Regions from separate parts of the Mus musculus genome. Here region 1 is linked to region 2. A link is a loop called in an ENCODE intact Hi-C map of the cell type or tissue named here. Cell type or tissue: heart. All regions are shown on one strand. Each heading gives the region's core, and the rest is flanking DNA. Links, peaks and the distances in the headings are about the cores only.

Evidence for each region. Hi-C counts contacts between places; a loop is a spot of excess contacts. Peaks named below come from ENCODE experiments on the same cell type or tissue, not always from the same donor. Only the 100,000 strongest peaks of a DNase experiment are listed, where the experiment ranks them.
Region 1: a loop joins it to region 2, with 3 times the contacts of the local background. A loop is called at or near these places in 2 of 42 quality-filtered maps.

The regions. Positions count from the first base shown.
Region 1 is chr1:163,990,234-163,998,573 of GRCm38, forward strand. BC055324 (cDNA sequence BC055324) reads right to left here and starts at 4,563. Exons shown (of 24, transcript NM_201364.2): 1 at 4,377-4,563; 2 at 487-526. The coding sequence starts at 4,487. It overlaps Mettl18 (methyltransferase like 18), which reads left to right and starts at 4,656. Exons shown (of 2, transcript NM_027279.3): 1 at 4,656-4,838; 2 at 5,681-7,010. The coding sequence starts at 5,879. The coding sequence ends at 6,967. In heart, for the core only: a CTCF peak has its summit at 4,623; a DNase peak (open chromatin) is centred at 4,608; H3K4me3 peaks cover 2,399 bases; H3K27ac peaks cover 1,379 bases.
Region 2 is chr1:163,774,273-163,782,612 of GRCm38, forward strand. It overlaps Kifap3 (kinesin-associated protein 3), which reads left to right and starts at 5,311. Exons shown (of 20, transcript NM_001305643.1): 1 at 5,311-5,630. The coding sequence starts at 5,599. Gm51663 (predicted gene, 51663) reads right to left here and starts at 5,268. Exons shown (of 2, transcript NR_165475.1): 1 at 5,101-5,268. In heart, for the core only: a CTCF peak has its summit at 5,173 (motif pointing right); a DNase peak (open chromatin) is centred at 5,299; H3K4me3 peaks cover 1,392 bases; H3K27ac peaks cover 922 bases.

The sequences.
Region 1 (8,340 bases), core at 318-8,317, 220 kb after region 2:
GTTTGTGTGTGTGAGTGCAGACACACATATGCCATAGCATACTGAGACATCAGAAAACAGTCAAGATTTCTTATAAGGAAGTCTTATGAAAACAGATGAAGATGAGAGTAACCACTTCCCAAATGATACATTTGTCATCATCTAGATCTAGAGTCCAGACACTGAGTTTCTTCTAACATGGGAATGGTTTCTAAATGGCATTAAACATGTTAAGAGGCCAAACGTTATAACAGGCTGACATGGTATAACAATACCCAATCTTGGTCCCAGCACAGCATAACACTAAAATTTTTATTGTGCTTATACATCATCAAAAATGGAATTTAAAACTTAAAAACACTATGATTGGAAGGAACTGGCTCATTTTATGTAACAGGAAGTTACTGAAGTTACAATAAAGAAAAGGTTAAATCTGAAGGTAATATAAACCTGTAAAGTCTACTGGCATTCATATACTTATCACATATACAACATAATCTTACTTACGGATATGTTCAATCCAACTTTCAGAACATTGATACATAGAGTAAAATATAAATTAAGGAATAAATTTAAAAAGAGTGCTTAAAATTTGCTGATAAACCCTAAGAGACTGAAATTATGCCCAAATCCCTGGCTTTCTTTTACCTTTGAAAACTTAACATTTATCAAGTGAACAAAGATTTTGTGAAAATATTTTAAGGATATTAACCCTAATTACTTACGGTTAAGGAACTTTCCAACTCAGTGTAGTCATGAAGCACATATGACTGATGGAAGAAAGCACTGAATAATCCCAAGTTTCAGTTTCAGAAACTCTCCTTCACACTTCTACTTGTATCTCCATTAACTAACATATTACTTACACACCTATCTTACCAACCTTACCCAGTGAAAATCTTCTGCATAGAGGAGCTTGAAGTTGTTACAACTAGATATCCAATAGAAGAGGTAATGATAGACACAGTACAAATTACACTTGTGTATCACTGAGAATTTTTAGAAATATTTTATTGTAAAAGTAGTAAGAACCCTTGTACAATGTCAAGAAAATGGGTACTCATAAACATCACAAAATTCTCTCTTCTGAACTTTCACTCTGCATATTTTATAAGTGCAATCAAATGCAATGAAGTAACCCAATTATTTTTTTCTGTTCAGAAGGGTAGAATCTGTCAACAGGACCAATTCCAGTTTAAATTCAGAAAGTTTGCTACTCCACAATTACATTATAAGCCTGAAAATATTCAGGCTGGGCAATATATAAGAAGAAAAGCATGAAACTAATTTTAAGTGATAAGATTGTGATCTACTTCACTTTTCTTCCATTTGTTGTACATAATGAAAGTAAATACTACTATACTGAAAACTACTTATTTGAGACACCTAGGCATTTTTGTGTGGGGAGGTGGGCACTGTGAGAACAACCTGCAGCAATCCTACCTTGTGGGTATCAGGGATTGAACTCAGGTTATCAGGCTTGGCAGCAAAGCGCCTTGACCCACTGAGTCACCTTGGTAACAACACCTAGGCATTTTTATTGAATACATATGTGCCAGTAACTATTCTCAGTGGTAAGGATAAAAGCAAGTTCCTGCTTCTGTACTTAGCAGTGCAATTAAGAAAAAAAGTGGATAGGCAAATAAGTTCTTTTAAGGATCAAATGGTCTCCAGGAAACTGTAAGCAGCACCATAAATGTAATAGTGTGCTGGTCAGTCTTAGGTCAAATTGACATGAGCTGGTCATTTGGAAGAAGGGACTCTTGAGTAAATGCCTCCATAACGTTTGCCTAAAGGCAAGTCTATAGTGCATTCCCCGATCCTTAGTGAAAATAATCTTTTCTAAAACAATATATCCTGATTACAGTTTCCCCTCCCTCTGCTCCTCCTAGTTCCTCCCCAGCACCCCTCCCATCAGGATCCTCCCTTTCTGTCTCTATTAGAAAATATCAAGCTTCTCAGAGATAAGAAAACACAAAATAAATTACAGTAAGATTTTAAAAAAATCAAATTTGGACAAGGCGAGCCAACAGAAGAAAAAGAGCCCAAGAGAAAGCATAATACTCCGACCCACTTGTTCACATACTCTGGCGTCCTATCAAAATACTAAGCTGAAAGCTGGAATACATGCACAAGAGAATTTGGTGTGGTTCTTGTGTATGCCGTGCTTGCTGCTTCAGTCTCTGAGTTCGTGTGGGCTTTGCTCACTTGATTTGAAGTGGATTTTCTTGATGACTGATGTGAAAGTGCCTAGCTCACTTTGAGCAGTATTCACTGGGCTGGTGGCGTTGGGTGCTAAGAAAGCAGACTGAGGAGCAAGCCAGTAAGCAGTCCTCCTCCACAGGCCGAGGAGGAAGCCAGTAAGCAGGCCTCCTCCACAGACTGAGGAGCAAGCAGTCCTCCTCCACAGACTGAGGAGTAAGCAGTCCTCCTCCATAGACTGAGGAGAAAGCAGTCCTTCTCCACAGGTCTCTGCTTTGCTTGAGTTCCTGTCCTCACTTCCTTTGATAATGGACTGTGATATGGAACTTCACTCAAGCTGAAATAAAGCTTTTTCTCCCCAAGATGATTTTGATCATAGTGTTTTAACAAAGCAATCAAAACCTTAAAAAAAAAAAAAAAAGTTAAAGGTTTCAAGGACTGCTTAAGATTGAGAAAAAGGAGCCGGGTGTGGTGGCACACGCCTTTAATCCCAGCACTTGGGAGTCAGAGGCAGGCGGATTTCTGAGTTCGAGGGCAGCCTGGTCTACAGAGTGAGTTCCAGGACAGCCAGGGCTACACAGAGAAACCCTGTCTTGAAAAAACAAAACAAACAAACAAACAAAAAAAGATTGATAAAAAGGTTCCTGTAAGAAAGTAACTCTGAGGAAGCCCAGAATGAGATGTTGAAAAGACTGGAGAACAAGCTGGGCTGAGAACAAAGACCCTGAAGTAGGTCAGCCTGATGATTGGTGGACTGAATGTAAGGACATTATGTATGAAGGACAGGCCAGGTTCAAACTATAGGGAACCTTGGAGACAAGTTCAGACTGTGTTTTTAAAATTAAGCCACATATAAAAGAGGGAGGTTTGGAGTTGTTTGTTTGTTTGTTTGCTTGTTTTTACTCTAAACTTTGTTAAGAATGTATTATAGAAGAACTATGTAGAAAATAAAAAAAATATTCCTAGTACAGGTTGTAAAGATTAGAATCACAGTGGGGGACAGGTAGATTCATGGAGTAATTTAGAATCAGAAATCATAATTAGCTGGTTGCAAAAAGAGTGTTCAAGGTTTACTTACAGAAGAAAACCTGGAAATGAGATTTGCGTTTTCAGTAGGTAGCAAGGTAAGGTAGAAATGGTACTCTAAATGTAGTGTGGTACCTGTAATACTGAGGGGAGGGTAAATAACAGATATCTTCATTCCCTCTAAGCCTAGCAGTCTGAGACACACATTACATAAATAAACATCTTTTGAGTAGGAAAACAGTTGTTTCCAGGAGGAAATTCCATAAAAACAACCCTTCTCGTTGACACACAAAAATTCCAGCACTGCAAACTCAGGATTACTGCAAACCCAAGACCAGTCTGTTTTGTATAGCTAGTATCAGGCCAGTCAGGACTACCATCTAAAAAGCAAAATAATTCCATATCCACACACGGAGTACTTTAAAAACGGTCATCAGCACCACGTTGGATTTTGCTAATGTCTAAGGAATGACTTCAGTGTGAGAGAACTTAAGTTATACTATGAAACATCATTCGTGCAAGGTTTGAACTTTCACTAAATGTAATGGTATTTTCAGTTTTTGGAGGGGTGTGTGTGTGTCTGTTTCTGTGTGTGTAATTTTAAATAGAAGGTATGATCAAAATCATAAAATTAAAATCACCTTTTACATGAAGGGAGTCGACTTCCAATTACAAACACAAAAGCATTACATAATTATTCTTTGCACCTAACTCCACACAATTACAACTCGATTAAAGCCAATACCTGAAGCACCGCCTTGTAACTTAAAAGGGAAACGGGTTCGAAAGGGGAAAAGCATTTTTGTTTACAGACCATCCTTTGAAGATGTGGTACCACGGAAGAACTACAACTACATCCTTCAGCTCTCACGCTTCATCCAGATACTGAGCACCAGCGCGGGCATCTCCCACACTTAGGCAAGTGCGACCGACCGGGCAAACTTAGGAACAGAGAACTAAACTTAAGGCATGAGAGCACTCATCATTTTCAAACGCTCCAGTCGCAATCGTCCGACAATGCTAGGCGCGCCTAGCCCCTCAACCCACGGTTGTCCTCGTTCCCTTAACCATCACCTCGCAAAACAAAACAGAGTTCGAATCCCAGGCTGCCCGCGTCAGGGCGGAGCAGGCTCGCGACACACCCCCCGCTCAGCGCCCTCCAAGGATATGAGGAGCCGGGGCAGCACCGAAGGCAGCTCCCGACGGCACATCTCCTCCGACCAGCTGCTGAGTTCCTCCAGCACGACCCCGCTCGCCACCTCCGCATCGTCCTGCGACATTCTTTCGCCACCCCCGAGAGACGAACGAATCCGCACGACTCCCGCCACAGCTTGGAACGCCGTCCCAGCAGGCTTTGAGAGAGCTCCGCCCCCACCAAACCATAGAGAGGAGCACTCTCGCCCCCAAGCGTCGGGGCCCTCTCTAGCTATTGGAGGACTCATCTCGTTGGTGTTCGCCGTAGGCTGAAGGCGAGTTTCTCCGGTAGTTTGTTCGCCCTGGCGTCTGACTTTCCAATGCTGAGACCAGAAGTCCTCAGGTTTGCTATCCTCAGTCCGGGGGGACTTTGAGACGACGCGTAGTTTCAAGGGTGACCTGGGCTGAGGCCAGGAATGACTCTACTCCCCTGTGAGGTGCGTTCGAGAATAGGAATGATTTTACTGGCGTGCGTGCTTCCGTTCCTACGGCTCCTGCCAAGTGAACGGAGATCCCACCGTCCAGAAATGTGCAAATTAAAACGGGTGTTATGGTCTGGCATATTGCCGGAAATGTTTCTATACAATCGATTATACTTTCCACAGTCCTAGTCTTTATTCATCCCTCCAGTCACATAAGGTGTAGAACTACGTACACATAAATGTACCGTTTGGATGAGTTTGCACACACCAGATCACACACACCTGTGTGTGTTTGAAAATGGATACCCTACTTACCCAAATAAAACCTTAAACTGTTTTTGCGAGGCAGAGATGAAGGAACAAACCTGGATGCCACTGTGAACAAAGAGAAAATAATTACTGTAGATGCGTCAGAAATTTAGGAAGATGAAGGTGAAGATGCCTGAGCACAAGGCAACTAAAAGACCAGGCAGGAAGCTGGGCATGGTGGCGCACGCCTTTAATCCCAGCACTCGGGAGACAGAGGCAGGTGGATTTCTGAGTTCGAGGCCAGCCTGGTCTACAAAGTGAGTTCCAGAACAGCCAGGGCTATAGAGAAACCCTGTCTCGAAAAACCAAAAAAAAAAAAAAAAAAAAAAAGACCAGGCAGCAGGTAGCTAGGCTGTCCTGTCTACAAATCTTGGGGTTTATTGTTCTGGTGAAGGTGGTAGCTGCTATAGCTATTCTTTTGTTTGTCTTTATGTTTTATCTTCTACTTTTGAATACTTAAGGCATCTGTGCATTTTGCTAAATCGCATACACACAGCCTTTTTTTGTTTTTGTTTTTAAACATTTTCTTTTCCCCCTTCCCTTTCCAGGGCTGAACTGAAAAAGGATCAAAGGCGTCTAAAACGTCTTTGGAGCCCCCTCTGAATACATCTGATGGTGTATACGCAGCTAACAGACATTGGGCGCAACAGAACTAATCGACTGTGTGATCGGTTATGCCATTAAATTCTTTCTAGAAGCTGAAGCATCATCCTTTGGTAAAAAAACGGTGTGCATAGAAAAAGAGGATGGCCTTTCAATTCAATTTCAGCATAGAAGAAGATCTGGAAAATAAATTAACATCCCTCGATGATGGAACTTGTGTCTTAGAAAGTCAGAAAGGAAAGCAGGACAAAAGGCAATCTACAGAACGTCCGGGCTTGCCTCGGGATCACTCTTGGAAATGCTCCTCACTGGGAAATGCAGCTTCCTCTGAAGACACTGGCAGCCCACCCCCTATTGCTGACAGGTCAGATGACCCAGAAGCTTGTAAACACCAGCCCTCCTGGAAACCTGCTAAAGAACATGTGATGCCTAAAGATGTGAATCACGTCTTAGAAAATACGGTTTTGGAAATGTTGCCAGGTCCCCAGCATGCTAACACAGCAGTAGTGAAAACCGTCTCTTTGAAAGAGAAATTCCCTGGAGAAAACATCGTTTCAAAGAGCTTTTCTTCTCATTCTGATCTGATCCCAGGTGTTTATGAAGGAGGCTTGAAAATCTGGGAATGCACCTTTGACCTCTTGACTTACTTCACAAAAGCCAAAGTGAAATTTGCTGGGCAGAAAGTGTTAGACCTTGGCTGTGGGTCTGGGCTGCTTGGGATAACTGCATCCAAAGGAGGGGCTAGGGAAGTTCATTTTCAAGATTACAACGGTTTGGTGATCGATGAGGTGACCTTACCTAATGTAGTTGCTAATGTCCCTTTGCAAGATGACAGCAATGGCAAAAATGAGCCAGATGGGAAAAGACAAAGGAAGTCAGAAGTAGGCCGAGAAATCTGTAAATGTCGCTTGTTCTCTGGGGAGTGGGCTGAGTTTTGCAAGCTTGTATTACGTGAAAAACTGTTTGTGAAATATGACCTCATTCTCACTTCAGAAACCATTTATAATCCGGATTATTACAGCACTTTGCATGAAACATTCCTCAGGCTATTAAGTAGGAGTGGCCGGGTGCTTCTGGCCAGCAAAGCACATTATTTTGGTGTTGGTGGTGGCGTTCATCTCTTCCAGAAGTTTGTAGAAGAAAAGGGTGTATTTGAGACTCGAACACTTGAAGTAATTGATGAAGGTCTAAAGAGATTTCTAATGGAGATGACTTTTAAGCACCCCAGTTAATATGCACCGAATGGCGTAATGAAATAAAAAGAATACCCCAGAATTTGTGACTGTTCAATTTCTTTTTTATTGTTATTCTGAAATTACGGTTTGGTGTTTTTTTTTTTTAATTTACTTATTGAAATAATAAGCAAAGTATAGAAGTAGTAGCCTCATGTTTTCTATGTAAAACTACAAGTTTCCTTGAGAATTTAATGAGCTCTTGAATCACTTTGTGTAAAAGTTCTTTCTCCATCCTCATTCTATTTGATCTTTCTACAATCTCTAACACTCCATAAACATGTTCCGAGGGAATACTCCCATTTCTTGACAAGTTTATGAATCTCTCTGCAGCCTTTGTTAGTTCCTTGTCTCCCTGAAGTGCCTGGCTAGATCGATACAGACTTTGATACGGACTTGGATCCCTGAATAATACTGACCTCAAGCGTCTGGTCCAAGGCCTGTGTTAACTCAGAAGATGTTTATTGATTTGCGTATGTCAAAGTGTTAGCATACTAGGCAGTTGGATTTGCATTAAGAAAAACAAACATGAATCTGTTACAGAGTGTGAAAGTGGCTGGGGATGCAGCTCTGTGGTAGAGCATTTGCTAGCGTGCAGGAGAACCTAGGTCCCAACCCAAAAGTTCAACAACAACTACAAGTGTATAGGTGGTAATGGGAGGAACAATACTTGAAGTTAATCTCTCACCACTGTAAGCCAAGTATGAGACCCTGGGACCTTGATTAGAGGAAAAGTAGGGAAGGATGACTTCAGATTCTGGGCTATAAGATCCTCAAGAAAGAAAGCGGGGATGGAAATGTACTGCTTTGGTTGACTCTGGTACAAATATCTTCATATCTCTTCCAAAATTGAGATCTACTGTGTTGGGAAAAATCTTTTTGTGTGAAGGTGTTTCTGATTGTTTTAATAAAGAACTGAATGGCCCAGAGCTAGGCAGGAGAGGATAGGCTTGACTTCTGGCAGAGAAAGGAACTCTGGGAAAGAATCAGGTGTGAGGCATTCTCCAGCCATCCATGAAGGAACAAACAGATGTTCACACTGATGAAAGGTAATGGGCCACATGGCAGAGCCTTGTGGCAGAGTGTAGATTAGTATAAACAGGTTAATTTAAGTTACACGATCTAGTTGGGAACAAACCAACTAAGACCACACTTTCATCAATAAGTCTCTATATCATTACTTGGGAGCAGGTGCCTCACTCAGAGCCAGTCTGGTGATGTGATACTGGTGTGTTATCTAAACTTTTTCTTTCTTGGAGGACCCTAAATCACACTATATCTTGGACTTAATGTGATATTTATTGGAACCCTGATGACATGTCATTTTTGTATAGTATTTTACTTAATTATAGTCTTGTATGTCACCCCCTATT
Region 2 (8,340 bases), core at 331-8,330:
CAAACCTTTGGGACACAATGAAAGCATTTCTAAGAGGGAAACTCATAGCTCTGAGTGCCTCCAAGAAGAAACTGGAGAGAGCACATACTAGCAGCTTGACAACACATCTAAAAGCCCTAGAAAAAAAGGAAGCAAATTCACCCAAGAGGAGTAGACGGCAGGAAATAATCAAACTCAGGGGTGAAATCAACCAAGTGGAAACAAGAAGAACTATTCAAAGAATTAACCAAACGAGGAGTTGGTTCTTTGAGAAAATCAACAAGATAGATAAACCCTTAGCTAGACTCACTAAAGGGCACAGGGACAAAATCCTAATTAACAAAATCAGAAATGAAAAGGGAGACATAACAACAGATCCTGAAGAAATCCAAAACACCATCAGATCCTTCTACAAAAGGCTATACTCAACAAAACTGGAAAACCTGGACGAAATGGACAAATTTCTGGACAGATACCAGGTACCAAAGTTGAATCAGGATCAAGATGACCATCTAAACAGTCCCATATCACCTAAAGAAATAGACGCAGTTATTAATAGTCTCCCAACCAAAAACAGCCCAGGACCAGACGGGTTTAGTGCAGAGTTCTATCAGACCTTCAAAGAAGATCTAATTCCAGTTCTGCACAAACTATTTCACAAAATAGAAGTAGAAGGTACTCTACCCAACTCATTTTATGAAGCCACTATTACTCTGATACCTAAACCACAGAAAGACCCAACAAAGATAGAGAACTTCAGACCAATTTCTCTTATGAATATCGATGCAAAAATCCTCAATAAAATTCTCGCTAACCGAATCCAAGAACACATTAAAGCAATCATCCATCCTGACCAAGTAGGTTTTATTCCAGGGATGCAGGGATGGTTTAATATACGAAAATCCATCAATGTAATCCATTATATAAACAAACTCAAAGACAAAAACCACATGATCATCTCATTAGATGCAGAAAAAGCATTTGACAAGATCCAACACCCATTCATGATAAAAGTTTTGGAAAGATCAGGAATTCAAGGCCCATACCTAAACATGATAAAAGCAATCTACAGCAAACCAGTAGCCAACATCAAAGTAAATGGAGAGAAGCTGGAAGCAATCCCACTAAAATCAGGGACTAGACAAGGCTGCCCACTTTCTCCCTACCTTTTCAACATAGTACTTGAAGTATTAGCCAGAGCAATTCGACAACAAAAGGAGATCAAGGGGATACAAATTGGAAAAGAGGAAGTCAAAATATCACTTTTTGCAGATGATATGATAGTATATATAAGTGACCCTAAAAATTCTACCAGAGAACTCCTAAACCTGATAACCACCTTCGGTGAAGTAGCTGGATATAAAATAAACTCAAATAAGTCAATGGCCTTTCTCTATACAAAGAATAAACAGGCTGAGAAAGAAATTAGGGAAACAACACCCTTCTCAATAGTCACAAATAATATAAAATATCTTGGCGTGACTCTAACTAAGGAAGTGAAAGATCTGTATGATAAAAACTTCAAATCTCTGAAGAAAGAAATTAAAGAAGATCTCAGAAGATGGAAAGATCTCCCATGCTCATGGATTGGCAGGATCAACATTGTAAAAATGGCTATCTTGCCAAAAGCAATCTACAGATTCACTGCAATCCCCATCAAAATTCCAACTCAATTCTTCAACGAATTGGAAGGAGCAATTTGCAAATTCGTCTGGAATAACAAAAAACCTAGGATAGCAAAAAGTCTTCGCAAGGATAAAAGAACTTCTGGTGGAATCACCATGCCAGACCTAAAGCTTTACTACAGAGCAATTGTGATAAAAACTGCATGGTACTGGTATAGAGACAGACAAGTAGACCAATGGAATAGAATTGAAGACCCAGAAATGAACCCACACACCTATGGTCACTTGATCTTCGACAAGGGAGCTAAAACCATCCAGTGGAAGAAAGACAGCATTTTCAACAATTGGTGCTGGCACAACTGGTTGTTATCGTGTAGAAGAATGCGAATCGATCCATACTTATCTCCTTGTACTAAGGTCAAATCTAAATGGATCAAAGAACTTCACATAAAACCAGGGACACTGAAACTTATAGAGGAGAAAGTGGGGAAAAGCCTTGAAGATATGGGCACAGGGGAAAAATTCCTGAACAGAACAGCAATGGCTTGTGCTGTAAGATCGAGAATTGACAAATGGGACCTAATGAAACTCCAAAGTTTCTGCAAGGCAAAAGACACCGTCAATAAGACAAAGAGACCACCAACAGATTGGGAAAGGATCTTTACCTATCCTAAATCAGATAGGGGACTAATATCCAACATATATAAAGAACTCAAGAAGGTGGACTTCAGAAAATCAAATAACCCCATTAAAAAATGGGGCTCAGAACTGAACAAAGAATTCTCACCTGAGGAATACCGAATGGCAGAGAAGCACCTGAAAAAATGTTCAACATCCTTAATCATCAGGGAAATGCAAATCAAAACAACCCTGAGATTCCACCTCACACCAGTCAGAATGGCTAAGATCAAAAATTCAGGTGACAGCAGATGCTGGCGTGGATGTGGAGAAAGAGGAACACTCCTCCATTGTTGGTGGGATTGCAGGCTTGTAAAACCACTCTGGAAATCAGTCTGGCGGTTCCTCAGAAAATTGGACATAGTACTACCGGAAGATCCAGCAATACCTCTCCTGGGCATATATCCAGAAGATGCCCCAACTGGTAAGAAGGACACATGCTCCACTATGTTCATAGCAGCCTTATTTATAATAGCCAGAAGCTGGAAAGAACCCAGATGCCCCTCAACAGAGGAATGGATACAGAAAATGTGGTACATCTACACAATGGAGTACTACTCAGCTATTAAAAAGAACGAATTTATGAAATTCCTAGGCAAATGGATGGACCTGGAGGGCATCATCCTGAGTGAGGTAACACATTCACAAAGAAACTCACACAATATGTACTCACTGATAAGTGGATATTAGCCCCAAACCTAGGATACCCAAGATATAAGATACAATTTGCTAAACACATGAAACTCACGAAGAATGAAGACTGAAGTGTGGACATTATGCCCCTCCTTAGAATTGGGAAGAAAACACCCATGGAAGGAGTTACAAAGACAAAGTTTGGAGCTGAGATGAAAGGATGGACCACGTAGAGACTGCCATATCCAGGGATCCACCCCATAATCAGCATCCAAACGCTGACACCATTGCATATACTAGCAAGATTTTATCGAAAGGACCCAGATGTAGCTGTCTCTTGTGAGACTATGCCGGGGCCTAGCAAACACAGAAGTGGATTCTCACAGTCAGCTAATGGATGGATCACAGGGCTCCCAATGGAGGAGCTAGAGAAAGTACCCAAGGAGCTAAAGGGATCTGCAACCCGATAGGTGGAACAACATTATGAACTAACCAGTAACCCGGAGCTCTTGACTCTAGTTGCATATGTATCAAAAGATGGCCTAGTCGGCCATCACTGGAAAGAGAGGCCCATTGGACACGCAAACTTTATATGCCCCAGTACAGGGGAACGCCAGGGCCAACTAGGGGTAGTGGGTGGGTACGGGAGTGGGGGTGGGTGGGTATGGGGGACTTTTGGTATAGCTTTGGAAATGTAAATGAGCTAAATACCTAATGAAAATGGAAAAAAAAAAAACAGGTTCTGCTTTTTATCCTTGACTGACCTGGAACTGGCTACATAGACTAGGTTGGCCTCCAAGTCATACTCAGCCTCTGCAAGAATCTTTAATATGTTCATTTGAATGTAAACTATATTTTGATCTTTTAAGTTTAGGTATATGAAGGCTTTATATTAAAAAGATATTTTTAGTTATTTTGCTGTGCGTGTGTGTGTGTGTGTGTGTGTGTGTGTGTGTGTGTGTGTGTGTGTGTGCGTGTGTGTGGTGTGTCACCAGACACATGTGTAAGTCAGAGGACAACTTGCAGATGTAGCTTCCTCTCCTCCCATGGTGTGGGTCCCAGAGATAGAACTCACATTCTCAGAGGTGGAGGCAGGCTTCGTTGCCAGCCTTTACAGAAGTTTTAAAGCAGTGGTTCTCAACCTTCCTAACACTATGACCCTTTAATAAGTTTCTCACGTTGTGGTGACCCCCAACCATAAAATGATTTTGGTTGCCACTTCGTAACTACTGTACTTTTGTTACTGTTATGACTCTTGATGTAAATATTCGTGTTTTCCAATGACTTTAGAGACCTTCGTGAAAGGGTCCTTCCACCCACAGAGAGGTCATGACTCACAAGTTGAGAACCACTGCTTTAAAGTAGTGTGCCTTGCTTTTATTGTTAAAGATGTTGTGAACGATAATTTGTGCATTTTTTGCCTTGGTTTGAATAATCAATATTTGAAATAGAAAGTCCAGTTAGGAAGAATCCCATGTGTGAACCGATTAGACTAATCATCAGAGTGTGGATGGAGAGAAAAAGCTGCAGATAATGACTACCTTAACGATAAGACAGAACTTTGTGACAGTTTGTTAAGAAGACTTTGATAAATATGGAGAATGTAGTTTGCCTGGAATTCCTTATTGATAAATTGAAAGAATAGTTACAACTTTATCAGAAATAAATTTAATTGGTGTGAGTTGGTAGGGGCATAAAACATCTCTTTAATGTCTCTCTGCATGACATTTTATGCATAAAAATCTATCACTATTAACTCTTTTGAAGGAATGGCTAACAATGTGATACCAGAAGACGGTGATGGACAGGTTAAAGGATCTCAAAGCAGAGCAGACAGCTTGCTTTGGCTAAAAAGCGGCTCTTTTCTCTCTCCAAATTGTCAGCAATTATTTGCCTTAGAAGAAACAATTTCTCAAGAATCTTGAGTTAAAGTTAATCAGTGGACGATTTGGAAGTTCAGAAGTTGGCTTGTTATAATGGAAGGGAGTGTTTTCTACTTTGGGATTTTAAATGCCACTTTCAAAGTTGATCCAATCCACATCACAGACTATTTCCACCAGCTAGAATTCAGTGCAATCAATGCAGAACCTTTTACATGTTCCAAAATAGAAGCTCCACCAAAGAAGTTGTTGTCAAAGGCTAGTCTGATCACCATCATTAGTTAGCTAGAAGGTTCACTGGTTACCTTGTCTCCTTTCACGCTAAGGACTTTACGTTCCAATTTTGCAGCTTGCAATGCTTCTTCCTTTCCCATCCTCCAGGGGGCAGTGACCAGGAATATGCCTCTAAATCACAGGCTCCCAGATCAGTACCAAACCCTTCCTGCGCTGTTCCTGGGAGCGTCAGATTTGTCGCAGGAGCCTCACCCTGAGCCTGCGCAGACTGTAGCTGTCGCGTGAGCGCATGCGCCTTGCGGAGAGTTCGGCCCTGACGGCTCTGGGCGGGTCTGGGCTGCTCCAGTGTTTTGGGGCCCAGGAGCAGTGGGAGGAGCCGGCGGGTTCACCGTGGTAACCGCTGCGCCGCCGCCGCCGCCACCGCCACCGCCACCGCCGCCCCGCCTTGCAGGCCTTGGGACTGTCACCGCTCTGCTTTGAGGGTACTTTGGCCGGGTCTCCGGAAGTAGCCCTCCCAGATTCTCAGACACTCCCATTCTCCCCACGCCGCTGCCGCCGCCGCCGCCGCCATGCAAGGCGAGGACGCCAGATACCTCAAAAGGTGATGACCCGGGCTCCGCCCTGAGCAGGTCCTTAGGTGTTTCCCGGCTGACCATGGGATGTCCAGGGGCAGAGCTAGACACGAGAAGGGGTGGGACGCAGGGAAGGAAAGAAAGAGGAGAAAATGATGGGGTGGAATAAAGGATGGGCCCTGCGGGGGCGCGAGGTCCTCTTTGGCTTGGAGGTGTCCTGACAGCATCTGATGATGTCCTTGCTACATTAATCTATAACCTCATTAAGAGGCAGGTTAGGCGAGATAAATCCCATATTTCCTAGGTTTTGTTTTTTGTTCTGCCCCACTCTCCTGGATTCCTCAATAGATAAATCCCATGGAAGCTTGGAAATGAATTCTGTCACATCACCAATTTGTGTTCAGTTTGAGATTCATAAATCATGGTGGGGTGTGTGGAATAAAGACGGACGTGGTGGTTTTTGCTTTATGCAAGACTGGATTGAGATGTTCAGTCAGCTGGTCTTGGTCCACTTTACTCACTTGACGGTCACATACACTGTATAATTTCTGTAGGAAGTTCATTATTATTAAGACCTTGGCATGCGAAAGCCTACTATTTTTTTTTTTTACATATGTATGATATCAGCTACACCAAGAAAAAGGAAATTTTGTGAGATTCCTTAATGTCTGTAGAAAAATAAGACCACCCATGGTTAGAAAAATATACCTCTCACTGAACCAACTGTGAGGGAGCAGTGAATAAATCTTTTAAAATGCTAATGTAGAGTCTCTATTTTTCGTTAAAGCTCTGTTGCTAATCCACTGCAAAGAGCACATAGATTTGGTTTTTTGGACATAATTACTTCATTTGAAAATGAGAGATAATACTTTCTGAAGGACATAAGGACAAAGTATGAAAATACTTTTGAGAGAAAAACCATGCATGTTAGGTGGTGACATTAAGTCCTAATAAAATTTGTTAAGTGTATTTTCCCTTACTTGATAGGGTTCTAGCCATATCTTGCAAGAAATTAGAAATAATCTTGCAAGTGGTAGTGGATTCTTGAACATAGTCAAATAGTTGTAAGATAAATCAACTATACTGCTTGTACAAGACAAGGGAACACAGTGCTTTGTCTTTTTCATTTTATATCTTTAACGAAAAGGCAAATGAGAAGACTTTCAGTAGAGATTTGTAAAAAGGAATATGTAATAAAAACAAATACATGGTCAGAGTACTCATTCTAACGTCATTTTGTTACCATATACACATGTGCCCATTCCCATACTCCTGTACACACACTCTTTATCTGTCAAATACAGTACACTTTCTAATTTCAACTTTAAACCGAAGGTTGTTTTAAAGAACATGCTGCCATTGTAGCATTTGCTGATTTTCATATACTATGGGTGTGTCAGATGTGGTTTTATTTAGAGTCATTGTACTAGTGTGGACCCTCTTAAAACCACATCATCTAGAAAACAATCAATACAACTGATCTACTTACTCACTGTGATGTTTTAGTCATAATCTGGAAAAAGATTTTAAAAACATTGTTCAATTTTGTCTAAGTTTGCATTGCCTTAGCATGTGTATATTTACATACACACATACATGATATATATTGCACATATATATTGCATGTGTATATATATATGTGTGTGTGTGTGTGTGTGTGTGTGTGTATGAGACATACAGACATAATGGAAAAGGCATGAACTTGCTGGATTTGATATATATGATACTTTGTTCAGTTTTTTTCACAGTGTATAATTATGTTTCACTTTTGTTATATTGTGCTATACTATATATAGTGTGCTATAACACTTTATTCCTTTGTTGTAACTACTGAATAATATTTATTGCATGGATATATTATAAGCTGTTCGTGACCGAGTGTTGATAGGTATTCAGGGGGTTTGTGCCTATTGCCTGTTAGGAATAACTTGACAATCAACATGACAAGGTTTTGTTGAACACTTCTCTCTCTTCAGTCATATAAGCTTGGCATACAGGAACATGAAGAAATTCCCTGTTAGACTCATTGAAGAACCAGCAGGGAGGTTTCCTCAGTTCTGTACCTTATATGTTCCCCCGTATGTATGAGGGCTCCAGTTATTCCCACACTTTGCCTGTTATTTTCTCTTTGTGTTTCATGTGTTTGCTCTGTAATTGTAGCTATTCTAAGGGCTGTAAAGTAGTGTCTTATTCTGTTTTGATTTGCATTTCCTAATTACGAAGTAAATTGAGCTCCTTTCATCCTCTTTGGTCATTTGTCTTTCTTTTTTAGGAAAAAGTGGTTACTGAAATATATATATATATATATATATACATATATATATGTATATATATATATGTATATATATATGTGTGTGTGTATATATATATATATATATATATGGCATTATTAAATATGCAATTTACAAACATTTGTCCCAGCCTTTGGTTGTCTTTTTACTGTCTTGAATATGTCAGTACTGTCAACAATTTTGATTTGTTGAAGTCTAATTTATTAATACTTACTGTGGCTTTTGAAACCGTATTTAAGAAACCATTGCTAAATTCAAGGTCATGAAGCTTTTCCTTATGTTTTATAGTTTAAAGTCTTAAATGCTGGTCTCTTCTCCACTGGAGTTAATTACTGTATATGGTGGTTAAGAATATCTAATCTTCTTAGCATCGTTTGTCAGAGATTGTTCTTGCTCTGTGTGGATACTTGGAGCATCCTTGTTGAAGATTAACTGGCTGTAAACATAG